Regions from separate parts of the Homo sapiens genome. Here region 1 is linked to region 2. A link is a loop called in an ENCODE intact Hi-C map of the cell type or tissue named here. Cell type or tissue: B cell. All regions are shown on one strand.

Region 1 (5,000 bases), 520 kb before region 2:
CCTCCGCTTCCAACCATCATTGAGCCTTGTCATCTCTACCTCCAAAATACAGCTGGAGTGGCTTCACTTCTCTCTGTCACCCCTAATGTACGCCCCAGCTCTCCCGGGGCCGCTGCAGTAGCCTCCCTCCTGTCTTCCTGCTTCTGCTGCCATCCATGCTTCACACAGCAGCTAGGTGCACAGTGCACTTCAGATGTAAATAGGATTATGTGGGCCCACGTAAAAGCCTCATGGGTGACATTCCTTATCTATGGCCTTCCAGGTCCTGGGTGATCTGGCACCCGCTGACCTCTCCCATTTCCCTCCCTTGACTTTCTCCTCTCACTGTCATCCGTGCTCTCCTCCTTCCTGGTCCTCAAACACTCCAAGCTTGGTTCCATTTCAGAGCCTTCCTACAGGTTGTTCCCTGCCCTGCAGACCTGCTCTTCTCTGTCCCCATCAGGTGGGCCTCTCTCTCTTTGAGCCTCAGCTTTAATGCTGGCTCCTTAGGGAGGCCTCCTCTGCCCAAACCCCTGTTTGTACCCCCTTTTGTGTTTACATAGCTCTTTGTTTGTTTACATGTTTCTTGCCAGTGTTTCTTCACTAGCTCATGAGCTCCACGAGGGCAGGCAGCTTGCCTCTGTTGCTCACCACTGTATCAGCATCACCTAGGATGGTGCTTAGCACATACTGGAAACTCAGTAAATACTCAGATGAATGAATGGTGTCTGGAATTGTAGAAAGGGGTGTTTTGGAGGAGGTACCTCCCTGAGAAGGAAGAGCAAATATTGGCCAGGCAGAGAGGGGTGTTCACTCCAGGAATTAGGAAGCAGTGGGACCTGATGGTCACATTCTGATCTCTGCCCACTCTCCAATTATAGGTGAGAGTCTGGTTCCAGAACCGCAGGGTCAAGTATCAGAAGCAGCAAAAGCTGAGGGCAGCAGTTACATCTGCCGAGGCTGCCTCCCTGGATGAGCCTTCCAGCAGCTCCATCGCCAGTATCCAGAGTGATGATGCCGAGTCAGGAGTGGACGGCTGAAGACTGGGACAGAGGCCCTAGCCAGGCTGCCTGGACTAGTTCCTCCTGGGGGTACCCACTGGAGCTCCCTGCCTCACACCTCAACGAAAAGCCTCCTCAACCAGAAGAATCTGAGCTGTCAAGCAGGGACCCCCTTTTCTATACTGATTCCTGGAAACTGGAATAATGTAATGATTGGAGGCACAGACTCTGGCCTTCAGCTATGTCCTTGGCCAACCTATGGAACTTCCGAGCCTTTTTTCTTTATCTGTATAATGGGTGCATTCATAACTTAGATCACCCAGGGGTGAGAAGATGTCTGTAAAGCAATAATGTGCCATGCACAGTGCAAAGTGTGTGGTTACTGTTAAGGCTTGTAGGCCCCTGAGTAGAGAAGACCAACTGGAAAAAAAAAAGTTTTTTTCTTCTGCTGTCACCCCACAACAATCAACACAGAACACTTCTGTGACCAAACGTATAGGGGTGTACCCCACATTCCAACCTCCAGTTCAGCAAATTCTGACATGATCTACCTGCAGGTAGTGTCTGACCCCACAGATTCAGGGCTCATTCCACATGGCAGCCCCTCCTTTCTTTTTTTTTTGAGACAGACTGCAGTGGCGCGATCTTGGCTCACCGCCACCTCCGCCTCCCGGGTTCAAGCGATTCTCCTGCCTCAGCCTCCCGAGCAGCTGGGACTATAGGCGCATGCCACCATGCCTGGCTAATTTTTATATTTTTAGTAGAGACGGGGTTTCATCATATGGTCAGGCTGGTCTTGAACTGCTGACCTTGTGATCCACCCACCTCGGCCTCCCAAAGTGCTGGGATTACATGTGTGAGCCACCACCCGGCCCAACCCTGCCCTTTTTGTTTTTTATGGAGTCTTAAGGTCTACCAGTCATCAGTCAACTCATTAGCATATGAAAAGACATCACTTCAGAGATTCTAGGGATTTTAGGAGTTCTATGCCAGGAAATCGAGATGAAGACCAAATATATATTTCATAATATCACAGCTCCCCTCACCTGGGGGAGTAATACCTGTACCAGCAATTAATATTTTCCTGGCCTGGCTGTGGAGAAGGAACCTCTTTGAATAAGCATCTGGGCATAGAAGACTCTTCACCATCAGAAGGAGTTGAGAGCAAAGAAGAGAAGGTAGACTGTTTAGCCCACTTCACAAAGTTTCCCAACGTTTTCTTGTTTTGTCTGAACTGTTACCATTCTCAGAAGAAGCTCAGGCCCAGCAGCAAAGACAAGGACTCGCTCTGTCACCCAGACTGGAGTGCAGTGGTGCAATCATAGCTCACGGCAGCCTCAACCTCCTGGGCTCTAGTGATCCTCCCACCTTAGCCTCCTAAGCAGCTGGGACTACAGGCGCGTGACACCACGCCTGGCTAATTTTTAACATTTTTTGTAGAGACAACGTCCACTTGTTGCCCAGGCTGGTCTTGAATTCCAGGCTTCAAGTGGTTCTCCTGCCTTGGCCTCCCAAAGCCCCATCTTTTTATAGAATAATTTGTGTATGCCAAGGCTGGCATTTTGTCATAAACTCTGCTGTGTTTTCACAGGACAGTTATAATTTCCCCCTTTCATGACTCTGACTCATGGCTCCTTTTTCTTCTCAAGAATGTGCTCGATTTCTCTGAAAGAAGCCTGCTGCCAGGATTTGCAGAGCTGATTTCTGTAGCACAGACCATTCAGATTCTAGAATGGCTCTTGGGGACTGAGCTGAGGGATGGAAGGAAGCCTGCCCTGCCACCTGGTGGTGAGTGAGGGCACGGCCCCCAGCTGCTCTCGGGTAGGTTTGCCCCCAAGTACGTGGACTATTCGCTCCCTGACACCGGGCTGCAGGCTTGAGGGGACCCAGGGTCGGTTTCAAGAGCCTCTTCTCTGGCCCTGCCAACTATCTATCTCCCCCAAGTCCGTGGACTATTCGCTCCTTGACACCAGGTTGCAAGCTTGAGGAGAGGCAGGGTCAGTTTCAAGAACCTTTCTCTGTCCCTGCCAACTATCTATCTATCTATAATTATTTGATAGATAATTGTGGCTTGATCACGGCTCATTGCAGTCTAGACCTCCCCAGGTTCAGGTGATCCTCCCACGCATCACCACGCCCGGCAAATTTTTCTATTTTTTGGAGAGACAAGGTCTCACTACGTTGCCCAGTCTGTTCTTGAGCCCGGGAGCTGGAGGCTGCCGTGAGCCGAGATCGCCCCATGCCAGTATGGGCGACAAAGCGAGACCCTGTCTCAAACAAAACTCACAAAATCAGGGGACAAGGAAACAAAACAAGGCTTGATAGTCAGGCCTAGCTGTGGGGACAAATGCCATAGGTCTGTGGTTTGCAGCTTCTTGGGGTCCTGAGAGAACAGGCCCCTCCCCCTTTTCACGACAGTGTGTGCATATGCACACTCACTTCTGTATCCAGTTTCAGAGGTTCTCAGATCTGAGGTCCCCTATGGACTCCTCCGCTACCCCCGGTTGCAAGGTCCCTAAGCCATTGAAGAATCTGACAGAGGCACAAGTCCACCCTGACCTTTGGCAGGACTGTTCTGCTGCCAGAGGGATTACCGAGAAAGGAAATCTTGTCCTGGACTCTTCAAGTGGGGTGAGTGAGCTCCGGGGTATAAGCTAGTCCTTCCCTTCAGGCTGAGAGCTAGACAGGATAGGAGTAAGTTGGCCTTCTGCTGTCCCACTCTAGGGCTGGGTCCAAAGAGCGCTTTACTCAGTGAAGACAGGCCACTGTGTGGACAGAGACAACATACATAGAAACATGCATCGGAGGCCGGGCGAGGTGGCTCACGCCTGTAATCCCAACACTTTAGGAGGTCGAGGCGGGCGGATCACTTGAGGTCAGGAGTTCGAGACCAGCCTGGCCAACATGGTGAAACCCCTAAAAATACAAAAATTAGCTGGGCTTAGTGGCGCACGCCTGTACGCCCAGCTACTCGGGAGGCTGAGGCAGGAGAATGAATCACTTGAACCTGGGAGGCAGAGGTTGCACTGAGCCGAGATCGCGCCACTGCACACCAGCCTGGGCGACAGAGTGAGACTATCTCAAAAAAAAAAAACCACAACAAAACATGCAACGGACTCAAAGATACACACATCAAAACTGTACGCGCACACAGACTCTGATACAGAGGTACAGACACAAAAAGGCACCGATGTAAAAGCACAAAGGCAGGCCCAGTTACACTCCCGTCAACAAACCACGGAACCTAAATTCAGACTTGGTGGAGCCCAAAACCTCGCAGCCTCAGGGGCACTCTCGCCGGGGGCGGGACCAGAAGGGGGTGTGGCCTCTCAGGTCGAGGCGGGGTTAAGGGTCATAAGGCGGAGGCGCGCCCAAGATGGCGGCCTCCATGTGCGACGTGTTCTCCTTCTGCGTGGGCGTGGCGGGCCGCGCGCGGGTCTCCGTGGAAGTCCGTTTCGTGAGCAGCGCCAAGGTGAGGTCGGGGCGGGTCCTGCCGGGAGCCTCTCCCCAGTCCGGCCATGGAGACAGCCCGGCCGGACTCCATGCCCGGAGCCCAGAGGCTTCTGTGCCGCTCGGACGCTACGGCCCTGCCCCTGCTCGCGGCCCGGGGGCTCCCAGTCTGTCCCTGCGCGCAGGCTCGTGGCGCGGTCACGCGATAGACCCGGGCCTCCGGAGTCTCCGTGCGCATTTCCTCCCAGCGGAATTCGGCCAGCCCGCGGGAGGCCCTTCTGTGGCTGCTCGGGGCGGGGCTAGGGGGCTTTGCTGCTGTATCCCTGGAACGGTGGGCGGGGATGTGCCGGGCAGAGAGAACTGAGGTGTAAAAGAGGGAGTCCTCACGAACTTCATGTGTGAGATTTGGGTGAGGGGATGAGGAGAGAGGCCAAGATCCTTCACGAGGGTCCTTGGAGTGCTGAGGAATTTGGACCAGAGTCCAAAGGCCGTGGGGGCATTGGGAGAGTTTTTAGCAGGAAGGTGACGTGATTTTGTCGTTTTTATTGTGTTCCAAAAGTTCATTGTAGA
Region 2 (5,000 bases):
CACAGATAAGCAGGATTCTACTGCACACAAAATGAAAAGACCAAAAGATTTCATTTAAAAGTTAACATCAGAACTCATTTCTTAATAAATATTCAAAAACTTTGAAAGTAACTTGATAAAAGTGTTAAACTAGAAAAATCCATCGCCAAAGCCCATTTGGCATCCTCATGAGATGTTGTCTTCCTAACCCTTCTGAGTTGTTCTGTTGTCATCCCCAGGGAAACGCCAAGGGGCCCAGCTGGTTGCTGTTTGTTCAGATGAGGCAGGCTCAGGTGCATGGTTGAAGGGCTGCTTCCCCAGCAGACAAGTAGGAGCAGAATGTCAGGAATTTTTTAAACCAGAGGTTGCTTACGGTATTAATGAAGTCTTACTCTATCTTAGTCTTTTTAACTTCCTGATCTCATCATTTTATTTATATTTTAGGAAGGCCTAGACATAAATATTAAGGAAGAAAATAATTTTAAAGAATAAAGTAGGCTGGGTGCAGTGGCTCATGCCTGTAATCTCAGCACTCTGGGAGGCCGAGGCGAGCAGATCACCTGAGGTTGGGAGTTCGAGACCAGCCTGACCAACATGGAGAAACCCCGTCTCTACTAAAAATGCCAAAAAAATTAGCCAGGCATGGTGGCGCATGCCTGTAATCCCAGCTACTCAGGAGGCTGAGGCAGAAGAATCGCTTGAACCTGGGAGGCAGAGGTTGCAGTGAGCCGAGATCATACCATTGCACCCCAGCCTGGGCAACAAGAGTGAAACTCCGTCTCAAAAAAAAAAAAGAATAGGGGGAAGGGATAGCATTAGGAGATATACCTAATGTAAACGATGAGTTAATGGGTGCAGCATACAAACATGGCACATGTATACAGATGTAACAAACCTGCACGTTGTGCACATGTACCCTAGAACTTAAAGTATAAAAATAAAAAAAAAGGATAAAGTATCCCACTTGACCCAAAGATATTCATTCCACGCATGGAAATTAAGCAGAGAGGGTACAATTATTAAATAATCAATGTCGCTCCTTTCTTGGACATAAGCTTAACAAGAAAAGGATAGGTTATTATATATAAAGACATAAAAGAAACATAAAAGACAACTTGAATAACCAGAAAGACATGACCATATCTTTGAATGGAAAAACTATGTATTGCAAAAATTTCTTTAAAACAATTTCTATCAAATTCTTAATAAAATATTTTGGTGGGGCAATTTGAGACTCATTTTATCCTTTTACCTGGCAGATTATATTTCTAGAACTCTTTCTGATGGAAGTCATTAGGAATCCAATAATTATATAAGATGTTCCTCTCATTATTTTAACAGTAAAAAGTTGCAAATAACCTATCTAGCTAATGATGGGATTAGTTGTTATTTAACAACCATTAAAACATGTGGTCTTGACGGTGTGTAAAAACGGCAATAAATAACATTAAGTAAGTAAAAACATCTGAATGGAAAACAAAACACAAACTGGCCAAAATGTGGGTTTTTTAAAAGGCTTTTAAACAAATATTAAAAAGAAAATACACCAAAAAGTTAATGTTATCTCTTATTTAGAATTAATTTGACTTTTTCTGTTACAAACAGAAAAAAATATATTTGTGAACGATATCCTGGCACACAGTTCAATCATTAGTCATGCTAAGGTGGAAAAAATGGATACAGAAAGACATAATCAGTAGGATCCCAATTATATAAAAAGATACACATATTTTTTTAAAATACATGAAAGAAACACTAAAATATGACCATCTTGGGTAGTGAGGTTATGAGGTGATTTTTATTGTCCTTTATATAAAAGAAAATATTTTGTTATGTATGTTCTGAATTTTCTACAGTAAGCACACAAAACATGAGTACACATAATAAGAAAGGAAAAAAACGTGCTTTTTAACACTGAGTGGGGGGAAGAACCCTTAGAAAACTTCAAAATAGTTTGTTCTTGTTTAGCGTAATTTACTCACTCAGGTCAGAAACTTGGAATCATCGTTGAGACCCAACCTGTCACTCAAATCCTATATCTAATCCGTAAAGTCCTGAATTTTCACCTGCTAAATATACTTTTGATTCGTCCACTTCTCTCCCATACGCTAGGTCACATCGCTCATCTACAGCAGTAGCCTTCTGAGTGGTTTCTCACAATTCCTGCCCTCCTATAATCCAGTCGTCACCAGCAGTTACAGTGATCCTTTCAAAATGTACATCAGATCTTGTCATTCTGCTGCTCTTATGATAAAGCCCCAACTTTGTGTCACGGTGTTCCACACTCTACGATCTGGTCCCTGCCTCTCCTCTTCTGCTACCGCCGCAATGGCCTTCTCTAAGCTCAAGTCACCAACCTTTCTCCCCGATTCTGCCCTATCGGACAGGTAGTTCCCTCTCTCCTTTCATCTCCGCCTGACGCACTCCTCCCTCCCTTCAACTCCATTTGGAGTCCATTTACTACAGCGCCCAGAACCCCGGCACTACGGCTCTTTTTAGTCTGAGGACTAGCTCCTTTTTGGGCCCAATCACAACTCTGAAGAATCCTGCGCCTATCCGCTGCATGTCTCCTCACTAAACTATTTCTTGAGGGGACAGCCTGACTCTATCATTCTCGTGCTGCATTCCCAGGGGCTGGCCTCGTTGCCGCTTGAGAAATACCAACCGCAGCCGTTGTCCCAAAGACACTACTAAAACTGCCCGGACCCTCCCGCTCCCGAGCCTGCCCGTTAGAGCGCAAGGAAAACTCACCATCCGGCCCCCAGTGCGTCTCGGAAGAGCTCCCGCTCCGAAACAAAGCTCACAACTTCCGGAAGCGATGGCCAATCCCCGTCTTCTTCGAGCCAGTTTCCGGATAGGCCGGCTCGGGGTGGCCATCTGTTTCCGGGTCCTGGTAGGAGGGGTGCTTCCGCCCATGGTCCCGCCCATTCTTCCGCCTCCCCAACCTGGGTCCCGTCAACGGACGCGAAGGAGAACAGGGGCTGTATATCACTTCCGGCGAAGGAAATGGAAGAATCTATGGGCTGGGACCGGAAGCTGGGGTCTGGTTTTGAGTCTCGGCTTTGTCTTAACCTGTGTTGGGCGTTGCACCGGGCGACCTCAGTTTCTTCCTGTACAAGGAAAAGTACTGACCAAAATGAGTTCTACATACATTTCCGCTGCTGGAGATTTCTTTGGTTTTTGAGACAGAGTCTTGCTCTGTTACTCAGGCTGGAGTGCTGTGGTGCAATCTCGGCTCACTGCAACCTCCGCGTCCCGGTTCAAGCCATTCTCCTGCCTCAGCCTCCCGAGCAGCTGGGACTACAGGCACCCGCCACCACGCCCCGCTAATTTTTTGTATTTTTAGTAGAGACGGGGTTTCACCGTGTTAGCTAGGATGGTCTGGATCACCTGACCTCGTGATCCACCCGCCTTGGCCTCCCAAGGAGCTGGGATTAGTTCTTTTTCTGGGCCATGTCTCCTGTGACACTTTGGACTTTTGAGTTTAATGCTGGAACAAGTTAAAATTTTGGTAGGTGATTGGGAAGGCATGATTATGTTTTGCAATGTCAGAAGGACATGAGATTTGGGGGTCCAGGGATGGATTGAATATATGTCCCTGCCAAATCTCATGTTGAATTGTCCCCATTTTTGGAGGTGGGACCTGATGGGAGGTGTTTGGGTCATGGAAGTGGATCTCTCATGGCTTGGTGTCTTTGCAATAGTGAGTGAGTGCCAGGAAGATGTGGTTATTTAGAAGTGTGTGGCACCCTCCAACACAGTCTCTTGGTCCAGTTCTCACCATGTGATGTGCCTGCTCTCTCTTCTCCTTCTGCCAATAGTAAAAGCTCCCTGGGGCCTCCTCAGAGGCCAAACAGATGGTGGTACTATGCTTCCTGTACAGCCTGCAGAAACATGAGCCAATTTAACCTCGTTTCTATATAAATTACCCAGTCTCAGGTATTTCTTTGTGGCAATGCAACAGCCTAATTGCAGGGGGCAGGGGCAGGGGGAAGAGGTGGGGAGGCATGACACACTGGGCTAAAACATGAAGAACATTCGGCCAGGTGCGGTGGCTCACGCCTGTAATCCCAACACTTTGGGAGGCCGAGGCAGGCAGATCACCTGAAGTCGGGAGTTCGAGACCAGCTTGACCAACGTGGAGAAACCCCGTCTCTACTAAAAAATAAAAAATTAGCCAGGCATGGTGGCTCATGCCTGTAATGCCAGCTACTCAAGAGACTGAGGCAGGAGAATCACGTGATCTGGGGAGGCAGAGGTTGCCATGAGCTGAGATCGCGCCATTGCACTCCAGCCTGGGCAACAAGAGTGAAACTCCCTCTCAAAAAAAAATAAATAAATAAAAATTAAAATTAAAAAAAATATATATATATATATATACATATATATATGAAGGACATTCTATTTCTGGGAGACACTGGAACAGGGCCCTGGCTGGTCTGGTTAGTCTCTCTCTATCACAGGATGCTACATTCCCAGCACATTCTACAGTTATCCTAGAGAACCACAAGTGAGAAAGGAGAGAGAACTAAATTGGTCCAAGGCCACCTGGAGAACTGTCCTGCAGTCTATGCCCTTAACCCAGATTATACCCTTTAGCAAAGCTAGTCCGTTTCATATGCCCACCAACCTCCTAGTATCTGGAGGCGGAAGTTTGTCTTATCAGATCGATGTAACACCTTCACAGACACAATGTCAGTACAACATTGTTGAGCCATAGCCAGAATACATTTTACTAGGCCCAGGAGGACTACATCACAAACAGGTTGATCAGGTCTGTCTGGAGCATCAACCTAGTCCAGGATCCAGTGATCCAGGTAAGAACATAATAGGTCAAAGGTGCCAGCCCACCAAGATCTTATTAGTTGTCATGATGTTTTGCCACCTTAGGCCAATTAAGTCTACCTCCCTCCCATGTGGCAGATGTTAGATCCTCACTCAGTAAGCCAGGGCTCAGGTTCTGTTGATATTCACTGTGCCACTATAATACTGGTAGAGTTTACTACTGGCAGGACGAGAAG

What was found. Hi-C counts contacts between places; a loop is a spot of excess contacts. Peaks named below come from ENCODE experiments on the same cell type or tissue, not always from the same donor. Only the 100,000 strongest peaks of a DNase experiment are listed, where the experiment ranks them.
Region 1: it touches region 2 in a loop (12-fold over the local background); 3 of 110 quality-filtered maps call a loop at or near these places.

The regions. Positions count from the first base shown.
Region 1 is chr2:73,209,911-73,214,910 of GRCh38, forward strand. It overlaps NOTO (notochord homeobox), which reads left to right. Exons shown (of 3, transcript NM_001134462.2): 3 at 861-2,603. The coding sequence ends at 1,019. It overlaps SMYD5 (SMYD family member 5), which reads left to right and starts at 4,335. Exons shown (of 13, transcript NM_006062.3): 1 at 4,335-4,452. The coding sequence starts at 4,357. RefSeq lists a silencer at 2,799-2,868 and enhancers at 4,191-4,485, 4,273-4,512. In B cell, CTCF peaks have their summits at 2,773 (motif pointing left) and 2,976; DNase peaks (open chromatin) are centred at 2,771 and 4,311; H3K4me3 peaks cover 1,811 bases; H3K27ac peaks cover 1,191 bases.
Region 2 is chr2:73,734,572-73,739,571 of GRCh38, forward strand. TPRKB (TP53RK binding protein) reads right to left here and starts at 2,774. Exons shown (of 5, transcript NM_016058.5): 1 at 2,731-2,774; 2 at 1-20. RefSeq lists enhancers at 3,036-3,115, 3,156-3,215. In B cell, no CTCF peak of the experiment used is centred here; a DNase peak (open chromatin) is centred at 2,950; H3K4me3 peaks cover 1,802 bases; H3K27ac peaks cover 1,591 bases.